Linked DNA regions of Homo sapiens: region 2 is linked to region 1. A link is an interaction called in ENCODE POLR2A ChIA-PET data of the cell type or tissue named here. Cell type or tissue: MCF 10A. All regions are shown on one strand. Each heading gives the region's core, and the rest is flanking DNA. Links, peaks and the distances in the headings are about the cores only. Region 1 overlaps PIK3CB (phosphatidylinositol-4,5-bisphosphate 3-kinase catalytic subunit beta). Region 2 has its middle 53 kb from the start of LINC01391.

Region 1 (9,003 bases), core at 2,992-7,991:
ATCCCAGCCCTTTGGGAGGCTAAGGCAGATGGATCACTTGAGTTCAGGAGTTCGAGACCAGCCTGGGCAACATGGCAAAACCCCACGTCTACCAAAAATACAAAAAATTAGCCAGGCATGGTGGCATGCACCTGTGGTCCCAACTACTCGGGAGGCTTGATGTGGGAGGATTGCTTGAGCCCAGGAGGTAGATGTTGCAGTGAGCCAAGATCGTGCCACTGTACTCCATCCTGGGTGACAGAGTGACAGCCTGTCTCAAAAAAAAAAAAAAAAAAAAGAAGGCCGGGCGTGGTGGCTCACGCCTGTAATCCCAGCATTTTGGGAGGCTGAGGTGGGCAGATCATGAGGTCAGGAGATCAAGACCATCCTGGCTAACACGGTGAAACCCTGTCTCTACTAAAAATACAAAAAAATTAGCCGGGCATGGTGGTGGGTACCTGTAGTCTCAGCTACTCGGGAAGCTGAGGCAGGAGAATGGCGTGCACCCAGGAGGCAGAGCTTGCAGTATGCCGAGATCATGCCACTGTACTTCAGCCTGGGCGACAGAGCGAGACTCCGTCTCAAAAAAAAAAAAAAAAAGAAATGACATAGAGTAAGATATATATTTGGAAAATGTGTGTGTTGCTATTTTTTTTTTTGGCAGTAGAGGGGTGCTGAATACAGAGGACTTTATTGATGGTGCACTACAAAGTGGAGCTTTCTAGGCCTATCCCATTTTTCAGGGGGTCTGGCATGGAAACCGTGTCTGGGAAGGGAGATTCTCAGTGTGATGGCGGGGGACTGAGTGGGGCAGGACTGCACAGCAGCTGAGGGCCTCTCTCTTACTTACATGGTCTCACTGGGGCTGGTGGTCCAGGAGGCCATGTGCACCATAAGGTCTACCACCCTGTTGCTGTAGCCAAATTCATTGTCATACCAGGAAATGAGCTTGACAAAGTAGTCATTGAGAACAATACCAGCTCCAACATTGAAGGTGGAAAAGTTGTTATCACTGTTAGTTGGCAGAGACAACCTGGTACTCAGAGTAGCCCAGGATGCCTTTGAGGGGTCCTCCCACGCCTGCTTCACCTCCTTCATGATGTCATTGTATTTGGCAGGTCTCTCCAGATGGCAGGTCAGGTCCATGATGGACACATTGGCTGTGGGGACATAGAAGGCTATGCCAGTGAGCTCCCTGCTCAGCTTGGAGATGACTTTGCCCACAGCTTTGGCAGCACCAGTAGGTACAGGAGTGATGTTCTGGAAAGCCATTGCACCACAGTTTCCCAGATGGGCCATCAGTGGTCTTCTGGATGTCAGTGATAGTAGCATGGATGAGGTCATGATTCCTCCCATGATGCCAAAGTTGTCATGGGTGATCTTGGCCAGTGGTGCTAAGCAGTTAGTGGTATAGAAGGTTTGCTGGGAATTGCGAGGTGTTTTTTTACTTTTCATGGTTCATGCCCATTACAAACATGGGGGCATCAGCAGAGGGGGCAGAGATGATGACCCTTTCGGTTTCTCCTTTTAAATGAGCCCCAGCCTTCTACAAGGTAGTGAAGATGCCAGTGGTCTCCACAATGTAATTGTGGTGGCATCACCCAATTTGATTTTGGTGGGAATTTGCTCCTAGAAAATGGTTATGGTATTTTCATTGATGACAAGCTTGCCATTCTCAGCCTTGACTGTGCCACGGAATTTGCCATGGGTAGAATCATCATGGAACATATAGACCGTGTAGTTGAGGGCAATGAGGGGGTCCTTGATGAGACAATATCCACTTCGCCAGAGTTAAAAGCAGCCTTGGTGACCAGGTGTCTAATAAGGCCAAATCAGTTTACCTGGCTTTCACTTTCATTGTGATGTCTCAGGGATGTGATGGGTGTTACATGAGAAGATGTGGCTGTTGAATGGGAGGAACAGAAAGTGTAAATTTTTTTTTTAAGAAAAAAATGAATTATTGACTGTAGTAATTGCGTGATTTCATTCTAATAGGTCATGCTGCAATGATATATTGCTGTAACAAACCATCCCAAAACTTAGTGGTGTAAAACATTCATTTTATTATGCTCTGGTTCTGCAGTCAGGAATTGGATGGGGCACACCAGAGTCAGGTTGTCTTTGGCCCATGTTGTCTGGGCATCAGGTGGAAAAACATGACGTCTGAGGGATGGAGTCATTGAAGGCTTCTTCACTCAGAAGTTTGGCTATTGGTACTAGCAGTCAGCTGGAGTTTGTCAACACTTATCCTTGGCCTCTCCCATGTGTCTGTCCTGAGCTGTTCACTGCTTGGTGGCTACCTTCTAAGAGTGAGCATCTCACAAGCAGGTGTCTTAAGTGAGGAAATGGAAGCTGCAGCTTCTTAAACCTGGGAATTAGTAGAGCATTACCCCTGCTGTATTCTATTAGAGGTCAAGCCATCACTGAAGCCATATTCAAGGAGAGGGATCGTGCACCTGACCTCTCATCACATTTGGCAGGTCTCTCCAGATGGCAGGTCAGGTCCATGAGGGACACATTGGTGGTGGGGGCATAGAAGGCTATGCCAGTGACCTTCCTGCTCAGCTTGGAGATGACTTTGCCCACAGCCTTGGCAGGCAGCACCAGTAGGTGCAGGAGTGATGTAAAATAATTTTGTGGCCATGTTTTAAAATCATCCCAGGTTGTGACAGCAGTGCTGTTGATCGTGTAATCACAATTTTTTTAAGCTACTTTTCAATACTTTGTTAGATTATTTAGATTCTTTTTTTTTTTTTTTTTTTTTGAGGTAGAGTCTCACTCTGTCACCAACAATGGAGTGCAGTAGCATGATCTCAGCTCACTGCAATGTCCGCTTCCCAGGCTCAAGTGATCCTCCTACCTCAGCCTCCCAAGTAGCTGGGACCACAAGTGCATGCCATCATGCCTGGTGTGTTTTTGGTAAAGACAGGGTTTTACCATGTTGCCCATGCTGGGGTTTTGTTTGTTTGTTTGTTTGTTTGTTTGTTTTTTGAGACAGGGTCTCACTCTGTCGCCCAGGCTGGAATGCAGTACCACAATCACAGCTCACGGCAATGTCTGCCTCCCAGGCTCAGGCGATCGTCCCTCAGCTTCCTGAGTAGCTGGGACTACAGGTGTGTGCTACCACGCCCAGCTAATTTTTGTATTTTTTGTATTTTTTTGTAGAGGCAGGGTTTTGTCAAGTTGCCCAGGCTGGTTTCGAACTTCTGGCCTCAAGGGATCCTCTGCCTCGCCCTCTCACAGTACTCGAATTACAGGCATAAGCCACCACTCCCGGCCTTAGATTCTTAAAGCTTTCTTTCCTTGCTAATGTTTTATCCAAAACATTTTTAATCCCTTGAGAGTATTCCCATAGTTTCCAGAAGAAAAAGGTATGGGTTGGTTTTAGTAGCTACGTTCAGTCAGGAAACATTTTAAATTATTAACTGTTATACTAATGGTATGAAATGGATACTAATGTCATTTTTCTTTCTTTCTTTTTTTTTGTTGAGATGGAGTTTTGCTCTTATCGCCCAGGCTGGAGTGCAATGGTGCAATCTCCACTCAGTGCAACCTTTGCCTCCGGGGTTCAGGTGATCCTCCTGCCTCAGCCTCCTGAGTCGCTGGGATTACAGGCACACGCCACCACGCCCGGCTAATTTTTGTATTTTTAGTAGAGACTGGGTTTCACCATGTTGGCCAGGCTGGTCTTCAACTCCTGACCTCAGGTGATCCACCCACCTCAGCCTCCCAAAGTGCTGGGATTACAGGTGTGAGCCACCGCGGCTGGCCAATGTATGCTTTTTAATTTAAAAGAATGCTATATTTGAGGGTTTTGAAACGAAATATAATTTATTAGCTTATAGGGTGATGTTATAACTTAAATACAGGACAGTATCCAAAAGCTGTCCTGTTAATGCATAACAGATAAAGATTTCAGATCTTTTGGGATCTTAGACATAGTAACATGTGATTAATTATTATATTCCAAACCATGTAACTCCCAGTACTCATCCCATTATGCACAGGTCATAGGCTGGGGCAGTGAGGCAGTGAGGGGGTTTCATGACAGCAACATTGTGGTGCTGCCTCAACTTTTTAGATGACATAGCCTGATCCCCAGACACTGCAGTCCCACACCTTAAGAAGTTCAGGCGGGTACTCTGTATTTCCCTTTTCCAGTATTCCATCCTCATCCCTTCTGGTTGAGGCTCTGGGAGGTCGAGGTAAAAAACACTGCAATCATTCAGAGAACAGACATGCCTCCGCTAGTCTCTCACTAGACCTAACTGCTCTGGTACAGGCTGGATTGCAAATTGCTTCGTTTTGTTTTGTAATTACCTCATCTCCCAATCAAGTGTGTGATATGGTATCTTAAACAGAATAAGTACTTATTAAATATTCATTTCCTTGAAATTCAGTTGTTTTCCCACTTTGTCCCTCTGCAGTTTTCTTCTCTTCCTCTTTTTGATCAAGGCCTAGCACTGAGATGACATTATCAGCCTGCCTCTCTGGACTCTCTGTGTCCTCTAGAGAGAATAACCAGTGAAAGAAGACTTGGCATCAAGGACAGATACTTCTTCAGTTTTTCTTAGTCTTTTCCCTCTCAATTTACAGTCCATAGTGAGGGAGAAATGAAAGCTACACACAGAAGCATTTTGTCATTCATGGGTGGATAGCTTAGGAAGAAAATTGGTCTCCAAGGAAAAGGTTTAAAACAGACAAACAAATGATAAGTACTTGCCAGACCAAACTTAAACCATCATGCAAAGGAGTAATCCTGAAATTACTTGGGATAAATGCCAGCCTTTATTGGATGCTCTTTTAATTTTTACATATTATGACTTATTTTCAAAATGACAGCAGACAGAAATAACTAAAAGAATTCAAAGCCTGGAATAGTGCATTTTCTACAGCTGTAAGCTATTTAAAATTCTTCTCATGTTACTGTTTGCTATCCAGATGGCTTTCTGGCACTGGTTCAGTTCCTAGATGTGAGAGCTGTTGGTTAGTTACTCACCAGCACCACCACACACTTGTACAATTTGGCTCATGACTCACTCTCATTGCAATTACATGTGGGTACTCTGCTACACAAACAGTCATTCCTGATTGTCATGATGGTACTTGTAAACAAGAACCAGAATTGATTGGATACCATTTCTAGAAGGAAGATTTGTTGACATTCAAAAGCACCCACCTCAGTTAGTCTATTGGACCCATTGCCACTCATTGGAGTGAGAAACAGAAGCAGTCATCTAGACAATGAAACTTTTGTCTAAAATATATACTTGAATGATAGGTGCAAAAGTGTATCCAGTGAGCCACAATTATTTGGATATTTGCTTTGCTCCCATACTGTTACCTAAAGTGATTAAAAAACAAAACAACCCCCACCTCTTACAAAAGAAGTCAGATGGTGGTAGGAGGTTTGGGAGAGGGTTGCTATCTGAAAGAGACAAACAAGGAGTCTCCTGAGATGCTGGCAGTGTTCTTTGTCTTAACCTGGATAGTGGTTTGCTTTGCAATAGGTATTTGCTTTCCAAAAATTCATTGAACTGTACAATTACATGTTGGGTATTTTTGTTTATGCGTTATTAGCAAAAGTGTTTAAAAACAGAAAATGCTCTCCTGTAATGTAGGAGAATTCCCTTAGTTATATCTTCAAAGGCTAGAGAAGGTCTCTATGTTAATGTAGTAGATATTGGTCTTTGGTAGTCTTTGTCCTATTAATTTTATCTATTTAGGGAAATAATCATTTTTACCTTAAAACGTGGTTATTGTCAAACAGTGATTGGAATAGCTTAACACTTAATGATAGTTCCCATGTCCCAAATACTGTTCACTTGAATGGGTTTCAGCAAGGGGTGGAGAGGGTGAGGAGAGAAGACTGTGGGGATGAAATACATTTCTCCTGGAAATACATATATCCATTTGGAATAACTTATCTTGTTGATGTTAGGGGTAAACACGGTCGAACATTTAGATTAGAAAAGAGGAAGGTAGACTAAAAACTAGAAATCTGAAGAGTTTTATTAGCATTGCTTAATAAAAAATTATGTGTTTGGAAGAAGACCATTTAATTTTTAAATTTTTTTTCCATTTCAAGGACTGTATTAAGTAACTTAAAATGGCATATTTTAAAGAGGCTAGCTGTATATTTTGGAATAATAGAGTGATATGACTTTTATTAAATTTTTTTCATCAGCCCTTTTAGTTTGATGAAATAATACCAATAATGTCCTCCCTCTCCACTGAAATACCAGTGTTATGGATTATATGTCTAAATTTATCTTTATACTTTTTTTTTTCTTTGACAGTATCTCACTCACTCTATCGCCCAGGCTGGAGTGTAGTGGCGTGATCTCAACTCACTGCAACCTCTGCCTCCCAGGTTAAAGTGATTCTCCTGCCTCAGCCTCCCAAGTAGGTGGGCGCCTGACAACACGCCTAACTAATTTTTGTATTTTTAGTAGAGAAGGTTTCACCATGTTGGCCAGGCTGGTCTTGAACTCCTGACCTCAAGTGATTCGCCCACCTCAGCCTCCCAAAGTGCTGGGATTACAGGCGTGAGCCACCGTGCCTGGGCTGTGGTTTAGAAATACTAATGAACACATACATATTAAGAATAAATAGCTGGGCCTGTAATCCCAGCACTTTGGGAGGCCAAGGCAGGTGGATCTCTTGACGTTAGGAGTTCGAGACCAGCCTTACCAACATGGCAAAAACTCATCTCTACTAAAAATACAAAAAAAGTAGCCAGGCACGGTGGCAGGCAACTGTAGTCCCAGCTACTTGGGAGGTTGAGGCAGGAGAATCACTTGAACCTGGGAGGCTGAGGTTGCAGTGAGCCAAGATCACACCACCGCATTCTAGCCTGGGCAACAGAGCAAGACTCCATCTCAAAAAAAAAAAAAAAAAAAAGAGAATAAATAGCCGGGTGCTTTGGCTAATGCTTGTAATCCCAAAACTTTGAGAGACCGAGGTAGGAGGATTGCTTGAGCTCAGGAGTTCAAGCTCAGCCTGGGGAATATGTAGCGAAACCTTGTCTCTAGTAAAAAAAAAAAAAAAAAATCAAAAGAATGATGTGGGTGTGGTGGTGTGTGCTTACAGTCCTAGCTACTCAGGAGGCTGAGGTGGGAGAATTGCTGGAGCCTGGGAGGTCAAGGCTGCAGGGAACCATGATCGTGCCACTGCATTCCAGCCTGGGCAACAGAGTAAGACCCTGTCTCAAAAAAATAAATAAATAAAATAAAATAATTTTTAAAAATACAGAATAAATTGCTAAGTTCTAACCTAAGTCCTTCCTTTGGACCCACTCAAAGTGTCTGGAACAATAGAACTTTAAAAGAGTGTATAAACTGTATGCCATCATTAAAGGCACGTTGAATAAAAGAAACATTTATTTTATAGTTACTTTTGAACTGTATGAGTGTCTTTCCTTCCACCCTTAATTGCCGCGCATTAGGTTATACTTGCAGTTTTTTCTTTTAACTTTAAACACAGTTCTAATTCTAATGTGTATATTAGTTTATATTTGGATTTTTTTCATGTTATTTCTAAACATTGCCACATATTCTTGATAAACATGATTTTAAATGAGTGCACCAAGTGGATGCCATCAGGTGGGTCTGTTATTTTTTTAAATTTTTCATTTTTATATATTTTGCTTTATACATGAAACTTTTTCTGTATTCAGGTTTGTAAATAGGTACATTCCAGAACTGGAATTACCAAGTTATTCAAGGCTCAGTGCCTATTTGCAAATTTTTTTTTTTTTTTTTTTGAGACTGAGTCTTGCTCTGTTGCCCGTGCTGGAGTGCAGTTCTGCAAACAGGGTTCACTGTAGCCTCCACCTTCTGTGCTCAAGAGAAAGAGATCCTCCTCCCTCAGCCTCTCGAGTAGCTGGGACCACAGGCATGTGCCACCACACCCAGCCAATTTTTAAATTTTTGTAGAGATGGGGTCTCACTATGTTGCCCAGGCTGGTGCAGATGTTTTGTAAAAGCTGTTTAGAGTGCCATCTTTGATTTGAGAGGATAAGTTTAAATGTCATTTTATTATAAATGATATGATATATAATGTTATAGCAATTCTTTAATAATTTGTGGAATTACTTTAGAAATAGCTCTTACATATAATTATAGCAATTCGGAATAAATAATCACCTTTAGAAAATGAAGTTCTAGGGCCGGGCGCGGGTGGCTTACGCCTGTAATCCCAGCACTTTGGGAGGCCGAGGTGGGCAGATCACGAGGTCAGGAGATTGACACCATCCTGGCTAACACGTGAAATCCCGTATCTACTAAATACAAAAAATAGCTGGTTGCGGTGGCGGGCGACTGTGGTCCCAGCTACACAGGAGGCTGAGGCAGGAGAATGGCATGATCCCGGGAGGCAGAGCTTGCAGTGAGCCAAGATCGCGCCACTGCACTCCAGCCTGGGTGACAGAGCGAGACTCCGTCTCAAAAAAAAAAAAAAAAAGGCAAAATGAAGTTCTATACTGTTCAGTTTTTAAGTACCCATTATAATGCATACTTCACCATGAACACATCAACAGTTGGGGCTGATTTGTTGTCTTTGAGCAACGTCGGGGGTAGGGACCAAAGCCCAGATGAATCAAGATCCCATACCTTAAGTTGCCTCTGAATGAAACCTCAAGTTGTGATAGCAAATGTAGTATTTAAAGAAGTAATGTGGCCAGGTGCAGTGGCTCACACCTGTAATCCCAGAACTTTGGGAGGCTAAGGCGGGTGGATCACGATGTCAGGAGTTCAAGACTAGCCTGGCCAACATGGTGAAACCCCGTCTCTACTAAAAATACAAAAATTAGCCGGGCGTGATGGCAGGTGCCTGTAATACCAGCTTCTCGGGAGACTGAGGCAGGAGAACTGCTTGAACCTGGGAGCCGGAGGTTGTAGTGAGCCGAGATTGCACCACTGCACTCTAGACTGGGTGACAGAGCAAGACTTAGTCTCAAAACAAAAACAAAAACAAAAGAAGTAATGTTTTTTCTTTTATATTTTAAAAAGAATTCTTTTTTTT
Region 2 (9,003 bases), core at 2,156-7,155, 120 kb before region 1:
GCTCATGCCTGTAATCCCAACATTTTGGGAGGCTGAGGTGGGTGGATCACTTGAGATCAGGAGTTCAAGACCAGCCTGGCCAACATGGCGAAACCCCGTCTCTACTAAATATACAAAACTTAGCAGGGTATGGTGGTATGCACCTGTAGTCCCGGCTACTCGAGAGGCTGAGGCAGGATAATTGCTTGAACCCAGGAGGCAGAGATTGCAGTGAACTCCAGCCTGGGAGACATAGCAAGACTCCGTCTCAAAAAAAAGAAAAAGAAAAAGAAAAAGGCAAGCTTGGTGGCATGGGCCTGTAGTCCTGCTACTTGGGAGGCTGAGGCAGGAGGATTGCTTGAGCCTAGGAGGTTGCAGTGAGCTGAGAGGACACCACTAGCACTCCAGCCTGGGCTACAGAGGGAGACTCTGTCTCAAAAAAAAAGAAAATTAGCTGGGTGTGGTGGCACCGCCTGTTAGTCCGTGTTACTGGGGAGGCTGAAACAGGAGGATCATTTGAGCCCAGGAATTCTAGATTACAGTGAGCTATATGATCACACCACTGTACTCCAGCCTAGGCAACAGGGTGAGACCCTGTCTCTAAAAGAAGAAGAAAAAAAAGACTAACCAATATATCTAGAAATGCTGTTGTTGGCATTACCTGACAGAGTAGGCAAGTGACCTCTCTCTCAGAGATTAAATGAGATGACATATGTAAGTATACTTTATAGCTTCTAAGCTCTTGCACAGATGGGCACCATCATTGAAAGTGTCTCTAGTGGTCTTCTGCCCCATAGAGGTTTGCTGTGGGAATAATTTTACCATACTCCCCCAACCCCTACCCCAACCCCAGATGATAATGAAGCAGTGGCCTTTCTAGACCCCTTTCCTCTCCAGGTCAATATCAGTATTAAAAGCCAAATACCCTTTCTTCCTTCAACAAACTTCCTTTCCCCTCTCTTTCTTCATCTCAGTCTCTCTCTCTTCTCCTAGTTACAGAATAAAAGCTGTCATTCATATTAATGAAGACAAACAGCCTGGGGGTGGTGGCTCACGCCTGTAATCCCAGCATTTTGGTAGGCCAAGTTGGGCAGATCACTTGAGGTCAGGAGTTCAAGACCAGCCTGGCCAACAACGTGAAATCTCATCTCTACAAAAAGTAGCCAGGCATGGTGGTGTACATCTGTAATCCCAGCTAATCTGGAGGCTGAGGCAGAAGAATTGCTTGAAGCTGGGAGGCAGATGTTGCAGTCAGCTGAGATCACACCACTGCACTCCAGCCTGGGTGACATAGCAAGACTGCGTCTCAAAAAAGAAAAATAAATTAATGAAGACAGAGGGTAGGAGAAAGAGAGTAGGAAATAGGGCAGGACCATACCGAGCAATAGCTAACTTCAAATTCCTTATTAAGTGTATTTTTTTTGTTTTGAAAAATGTCTTGTTTTGTTTCAATTAAGATGTTTCCTGTCTATGTAATTATTATTTTGTTGCTTATTTTTGTTCATTACTTTTTTTCTCTCTAGATGTCTTTTTTGGCCTTGAGGTTTTTTTTTTTTTTTTTCAAATTAATTTTTTTTTTTTTTTGAGACGGAGTTTCGCTCTTGTTGCCCAATGCTGGAGTGCAGTGGCACGATCTCTGCTCACTGCAGCCCCCACCTCCCAGGTTCAAGCAATTTTGCTGCCTCAGCCTCCCTAGTAGCTGGGATTACAGGCACCTGCCACCATACCCAGGTAATTTTTGTAGTTTTAGTAGAGACGGAGTTTCACCGTGTTGGCCAGGCTGGTCTTGAACAGCTGACCTCAGGTGATCCACCTGCCTTGGCCTCCCAAAGTGCTGGGATTACAGGCGTGAGCCACTGCGGCCAGCCAGATTTAATTTTTTAGAGCAGTTTTAGGTTTACAGCAAAGTTGAGCAGAAAGTTTCCATTTATCCCCTGGCTCCTGCAAATACAAGGCCTCCTCCATTTTCTTTTCTTTTCTTTTTTGAGACAGAGTTTCGCTCTTGTTGCCCAGGCTGGAGTGCAATGGCACCATCTTGGCTCACTGCAACCTCTGCCTCCCGGGTTCAAGCAATTCTCCTGCCTCAGCCTACCAAGTACCTGGGATTACAGGCGTGCACCACCACGCCTGGCTAATTTTTTGTATATTTAGTAGAGACAGGGTTTCACCATGTTGGGCAGGCTGGTCTTGAACTCCTGACCTCAAGTGATCTGCCCACCTCAGCATATTACAGGCTGTGATTACAGACGTGCACCACCACACCTGGCTAATTCTTTGTATTTTTAGTAGAGACAGGGTTTCACCACATTGGCCAGGCTGGTCTTGAACTCCTGACCTCAAGTGATCTGCCCGCCTCAGCAGATTACAGGCGTGAGCTGCCGTGCCAGGCTTGAAATACATCTTGATTGCTTTCTGGATGCTTTTAATGTAATCTTCCTGTCTTTGATCTGCAGTTTCTCTGTGAGGAGTCTAAGTGTGGGTTATTTTTATCATTCTTGAGATTCATTGTGATTTCTGAAACAGGATTTTAGGAGTGCAAAAGGCTTACTGGAAAAAGAAAAAGAAAAAAAAGAAACAGGATATATATTTTTCAGCAATTCTGGAAAATTTCTCAGGCATTTTCCCTTTGAGTGTTACCTGTCCATTTTCTCTATTATTTTCTTCTAGAACCCCAGTTAGCCAAATGTTAGATCTTCTCACTCTATTATGCATGTTTCCTGATATCTCTTTGTTTCTCTGTGTTATATTCTGAATAATTTTGGTAGTTCTTCTAGTTTATTAATTTCTTCTTCAATTATATCTAATTTGTTTGTTAACCTTTTCATTGAGTTTTTTAATTTTTTTTTTTTTTTTTTTTTTGAGACAGAGTCTCGCTCTGTCACCCAGGCTGGAAAGCAGTGGTGCTATCTCAGCTCACTGCAAGCTCCGCCTCCCAGGTTCACACCATTTTCCTGCCTCAGCCTCCCGAGTAGCTGGGACTACAGGTGCCTGCCACCACACCCGGCTAATTTTTTGTATTTTTAGTAGAGACGGGGTTTCACCATGTTAGCCAGGATGGTCTCGATCTCCTGACCTCATGATCTGCCCACCTCGGCCTCCCAAAGTGCTGGGATTACAGGCGTGAGCCACCGTGCCCAGCCGATTAATTGTAAAAAACACATAACATAAAATTTATCATCTTACCCATTTTTAAGTGTACATACAGTTCAAGACTGTTAAGTGTATTCACATTGTTGTGCAACTGATCTCCAGAACTTTTTTTTTTTTGAGACAGGGTCTCACTCTGTCGCCCAGGTTGGAGTGCAGTGATGCTATCATGGCTCACTGCAGTTACCTCCCTGGGCTCAGGTGATCCCCTTACCTCAACCTCCCGAGTAGCTGGGACTGCAGGCTCATACTACCACACCCAGGTAATTTTTGTATTTTTTGTAGAGACAGGGTTTCACCATGTGGCCCAGGCTGGTCTTGTTTCCGGGCTCAAGGGATCTGCCCTCCTCAGCCTTCCAAAGTGCTGTGATTACAGGCATGAGCCACTATGCCCAGCCTCCAGAACTTTTTCATCTTGCAAAACTAAAATGCTATACTCATTAAATAACTCCTCAGTTCCCCCTTCCTCCACCCCATGGCAACTACTGTTCAACTTTCTGTTTCTATAAATTTAATTAATTTAATAAATAAAATTTAACTAAATTTTATTTTAGATAGTGAAATCATGCAATATTTGCCTTTTTGTGACTGGCATATTTCTTTTCTTTCTTTCTTTTTTTTTTTTTTTGAGACAGAGTCTTGCCCTGTTGCCCAGGGTGGAGTGTAGTGGTGTGATCTCGGCTCACTGCAGCCTCTGCCTCCCTGGTTTAAGCGATTCTCCTGCCTCAGCCTCCCGAGTAGCTGGGATTATAGGCACCCGCCACCAAGCCTGGCTATTTTTTTTTTATTTTTATTTTTTTTTAATAGAGACGGGGTTTCACCATGTTGGCCAGGCTGGTCTTGAACTCCTGACCTTGTGATCCACCTGCCTCAGCCTCCCAAAATGCTGGAATTACAGGCGTGAGCCACCATGCCCGGCCATGACTGGCTTATCTCATTTAGCAAAATGACTCAAGATTTACTCATGTTGTAGCATGTGACAGGATTTCCTTCCTTTTTAAGGCTGAATCATATTTCACTGTATGTATATACTACATTTTGTTTATCCATTCTTCCTTTGATGGACACTTGGTTTGCTCCCACCTCTTGGCTATTGTGAATAAGCTTCTATAAACAAGGGTGTGCAAATATTTCTTTGAGGCCCTGCTTCCCATTCTTTTGGATATATATCCAGAAGTGAGATTGCTGGGTCATAGAGTTGTTCTGTTTTTAATTTTTTAAAGGAACTTCCATGCTATTTTCCACAGTGGCTGTGCCATTTTACAGTCCCATCAACAATGCGTAAAGGTTCCAATTTCTCCACATTCTCACCAACACGTGTTATTTTCTGAATTTAGAGCTACATGAGGTTTTTTGGGTCAGAATAAAGGACAATTGCCCTGGAACAACCAACACAGGCTCTTCAACTTTTAAGTTCCTCATTTTTGAAGAAAGTTTCCAACCACCGACTTGTGGTTCATTGGTCATTGGCCAACCTGACATTCTGACTCTTAAGTGGGGAGTTTTATGGATGTGTGTGAATAACTAGTGGGACCATGTTCTCCAGCAGCTTCTGAAGATCAGAGAACAGAGAAACTTAAAGATAGAACTCCAGGCCAGGCGTGGCAGTTCACGCCTTTAATCCCAGCACCTTGGGAGGCCGAGGCGGGTGGATCACCTGAGGTCTGGAGCTCGAGACCAGCCTGGCCAACATGGAGAAAACCTGTCTCTACTAAAAACACAAAAATTAGCCGGGCCTGATGGCTGCCTGTAATCCCAGCTACTCAGGAGGCTGAGGCAGGAGAATGTCTTGAAACTGGAGGCAGAGGTTGCAGTGAGTCAAGATCATACCACTGCACTCCAGCCTGGGCAACAGAGTAAGACTCTGTCTCAAAAAAGAAAGAAAGAAAGAGAGAGGGAGAGGGAGAGGGAAGAAAAAAAGAAAGAAAGAAAGAAAGAAAGAAAGAAAGAAAGAAAGAAAGAAAGAAAGAAAGAAAGAAAGAAAGAAAGAAAGCGAGCGAGAGAAAGAAAGAAAGAAAAAGAAAGAAAGAAAAGAAAGCAGGCAGGCAGGCAGGCAAGGAAGGCAAGGAAGGCAAGGAAGGCAAGGAAGGCAAGGAAAGGCAAGGAAAGGCAAGGAAGGCAAGGAAAGAAAGGAAAGAAAGAAAGAAAGAAAATAGAACTCTGGAGGAAAGTTAGGGGAACCAGGAAGACTCCTGAGCATTAAGAACCACAGCTAATTCTTTGGGCAGATTTCCCTATTTTCTTTACATCCAAGGACAAGAATTCCTCTGCCCTGCCCAGGGAACAGAAGCCTGCTGTGCCCACTCAGAGGAAGATTCTGATCAGAGAACACATCAGCATTTAGAAAATTGCAACTTCTAAGTCATCTTGGGCAGGGTGAATGCTGTGGGCCAAGCTGGAGATGCAGGGCAGTGGGAGTGCAGACTGAAAAAATGCAGACCCCTGGGGCACTACTCATTTCTCAGGCTCTGATCTGCTGTAGTACTAGGGGTTTACTCAGGTCTGTGTCTGCCTCCTTTCTGAATAGGCCAAATAATTTATCCAAACAGCTTTCCTACGGCAGCTCTCCGCTCCACGTGGCCAGATAGGAGTTCCAGACCAGTGTTGTCTCCTGGGACATTGACACAGCAGCCAAGTTTATTGATGCTGGGGCAATCACAATTGGTTGGTTGGTTTGAGATAGGGTCTCACTTTGTCATCCAGACTGGAGTGCAGTGGCACAATCACAGTTCACTACAGCCTCAACCTCCCGGGCTCAAGCGATCCTCCCACCTCAGCCACCTGAGTAGCTGGGACTACAGATGCATGCCACCATGCCCAGCTAATTGTTTGATATTTTGTAGAGACCGGGTGTTGCAATGTACCCAAGCTGGTCGTGAACTCCTGAGCTCGAGCAATCTGCCTGCCTGGGCCTCCCAAAGTGCTAGGAATACAGGTGTGAGCCACCACACCCAACCCACGATTGTAACTGGCTCAGGGGCTGGCATAGCAATGGTGTCTGGCAACTTGATCATTCACTATGCCATCAGCCCATCTCTCAAGGAACAGCTCTTCTATGCCATTCTGGACTTTGCCCTATCTGAGGCCATGGGACTCTTCTGTTTGACAGTCACCTTCCTCATCCTCTTTGCCATGTGAAGCTCCATGGGGGTCACCTACTCACCCTTGCTGCTACAACTCCATAACATTCCTGGTGCTGGCATGTGCTGAGTTTTACCATTAAACACGTTTCTCTTTTTTTTTTTAAAAAAAAAAAAAAAGGCGGGGCAAGGGGGCGACTTTCTTGGTGGAACAAATACTGCACTGGGAATCCAGAACTTAGAACCCTAGTTTTCAGTTCTGGTGCTTTGGCTAAGAGGCTGTGTTATGTTAAGCAAACTTCCTCCAGTAATTTCCTTTTACAGAAGATACAACTAAGTTAACCTGTTTTAGACCCAAGGCTGGGACAACAGCTGTCAGAGTTTTCTGAATGCCCGTTCTGGTTCAGCTATACCTTGCTTTCTTTAGTCATCTTTATAGAGCAGTGAAAAATTCACCTTTATGATAAATGATTGTATTACCATGTGAAACTTTCCACCACAGCAAGCCAGGCAAAAATATGACTGTATATGATCCCTGCTGAAGGGAAGTATGTAGAAATAAAATGACTCTTGTACTGCAGTAGTGAGACTGTTGAGTGGGAATGTGGGCAGGACATGAGGGTTTCTTTTTTTAAAGTTTCTACAACATAGATTGTGCATGGTGTCTCACGCCTGTAATGCTAGCACTGTAGGAGGCCAAGGCAGGAGGATCCCTTGAGCCCAGGAGTTCAAGACCAGCCTACACAACATAGGGAGACCCTGTCTCTTAGAAAAAAAATAATACAGTGGCTCATGCCTGTAATCCCAACACTTTAGGAGGCCAAGGCAGGTGGATCATGAGGTCAAGAGATCGACACCGGCCGGGTGTGGTCACTCACGCTGGTAATCCCAGCACTTTGGGAGGCTGAAGCAGGCGGATCACGAAGTCAGGAGTTCGAGACCAGCCTGGCCAGCATGGTGAAACTCCATCTCTACTAAAAATACAAAAAATTAGCCGGGCATGGTGGTGTACACCTGTAATCCCAGCTATTCGGGAGGCTGAGTCAGGAGAATCATTTGAACCCAGGAGACGGAGGTTGCAGTGAGCTGAGATCACGCCATTGCACTCCAGCCTGAGCGATAGGTGAGACTCTGTCTCAAAAAAAAAAAAAAGAGATTGAGACCATCCTGGCCAACATGGTACACCCTGTCTTTACTAAAAATACAAAAATTAGCTGGGCGTGGTGGCACGTGCCTGGAGTTCCAGCTACTCAGGAGGGTGAGGCAGGAGAACCGCTTGAACCCGGGAGGCAGAGGTTGCAGCGAGCCTAGATCGCACCACTGCACTCCACCCTGGGGACAGAGCAAGACTCCATCTCAAAAAAAAAAAAAAAAAAAAAATATATATATATATATAGTAATAATAATAATAACAAAATTAAATTAAAATTTAAAAGTCACTATAACTTTGTTGTTATGTTTTCTACTTGTTGGTAATATTTAAGCACCTAGGCTGGGTAACATAGCGAAACCCCATCTCTACAAAAAAAAAACAAAAAAACAAAAATTAGCCAGGCATGGTGGCAGCACCTGCAGTACCAGCTGCTCAGGAGGCTGAGGTGGGAGGATTGCATGAGCCCAGGAGGTTGAGGCTGCAGTGACTGTGATCGTGCCATTGGACTTCAGCCTGGGCAACACAGCAAGACAATGTCTCAAAAAAAAAAAAAAGATAACACAAATTTAAAGTGATATAAAAGATATAATAGGCTGGGCATAGTGGCTCACACCTGTAATCCCAGCCCTTTGGGAGGCCAAAGCAGGCATATCACCTGAGGTCAGGAATTCGAGACCAGCCTGGCCAACATGGTGAAACCCCATCTCTACTAAAAACACAAAAATTAGGGCCAGGCATGGTGGCTCACGCCTGTAGTCCCAGCACTTTGGGAGGCTGAGGCAAGTGGATCACCCGAGGTCAGGAGATTGAGACTACCCTGGCCAACATGGTGAAACCCCCGTCTCTACTAAAAATACAAAAATTAGCCAGGCATGATGGCGCGTGCCTGTAATCCCAGCTACTCGGGAGGCTGAGGCAGGAGAATCACTTGAACCTGGAAGGCGGAGGTTGCAGTAGCTGAGATCTCGCCATTGCACTCCAGACTGGGTGTCACAGCAAGACTCTGTCTAACAACAACAACAACAAAAAGTAGGCATGTGTGGTGGCAGGCCCCTGTAATCCCAGCTATTTGGGAAGCTGAGGCAGGAGAATCACTTGAATCCGGAAGGCAGAGGTTGCAGTGAGCCGAGACTGCGCCATTGCACTCCAGCCTGGGCAACAAGAGCAAAACTTTGTCTCAAAAAATTAAATAAATAAATAAATAAATAAATAAATAAAATAAAGTGATATAATAGATTCTTAAAAACTATTCAAGTTTGCTTAAGACAGCAAAATGTGAAAAACTCATCTCTCCTCACCACCCAATCATTATTGCCCATTGTAGGCCAGGAACCCCAGGAAATAGACTCTGGAACAAACTTGTGTGCGGATGGTTCATTGGCAAATGCTCTTAGAAACGTGTAAGGCAGTGAGAAAAGCAAGATCTGGCACAGAGAGAAGTTAGGTTGTGATGCAGTTGCAACAGAGGCTTCAGCAGTCCTTCAGGGAGCTCTGAAGCTAGGATGGCCATTCAGAATTGTCCCAAACTGAGGCAAAGGGGAGATGCATTTATATCCCATAATATTCAGTCATTGGATGCAATCTGTCCTTAGGCAGGAACTTAAACTTCGCAAAGCAGCTACCCACAACTAAAATCGCAGTCTG

The links. ChIA-PET counts read pairs that join two places held together with the same protein. Peaks named below come from ENCODE experiments on the same cell type or tissue, not always from the same donor. Only the 100,000 strongest peaks of a DNase experiment are listed, where the experiment ranks them.
Region 2: POLR2A ChIA-PET joins it to region 1 with 5 read pairs; 6 of 35 experiments call an interaction of 5 or more read pairs at or near these places.

The regions. Positions count from the first base shown.
Region 1 is chr3:138,770,663-138,779,665 of GRCh38, reverse strand. The region is part of intron 2 of PIK3CB (phosphatidylinositol-4,5-bisphosphate 3-kinase catalytic subunit beta); the gene reads left to right. It also overlaps the pseudogene GAPDHP39. Among named protein-coding and RNA genes, the nearest start is that of PIK3CB, 60 kb to the left of the region's middle. In MCF 10A, for the core only: no CTCF peak of the experiment used is centred there; a DNase peak (open chromatin) is centred at 4,965.
Region 2 is chr3:138,886,513-138,895,515 of GRCh38, reverse strand. It overlaps the pseudogene ATP5MC1P3. Among named protein-coding and RNA genes, the nearest start is that of LINC01391, 53 kb to the left of the region's middle. In MCF 10A, for the core only: no CTCF peak of the experiment used is centred there; no DNase peak of the experiment used is centred there.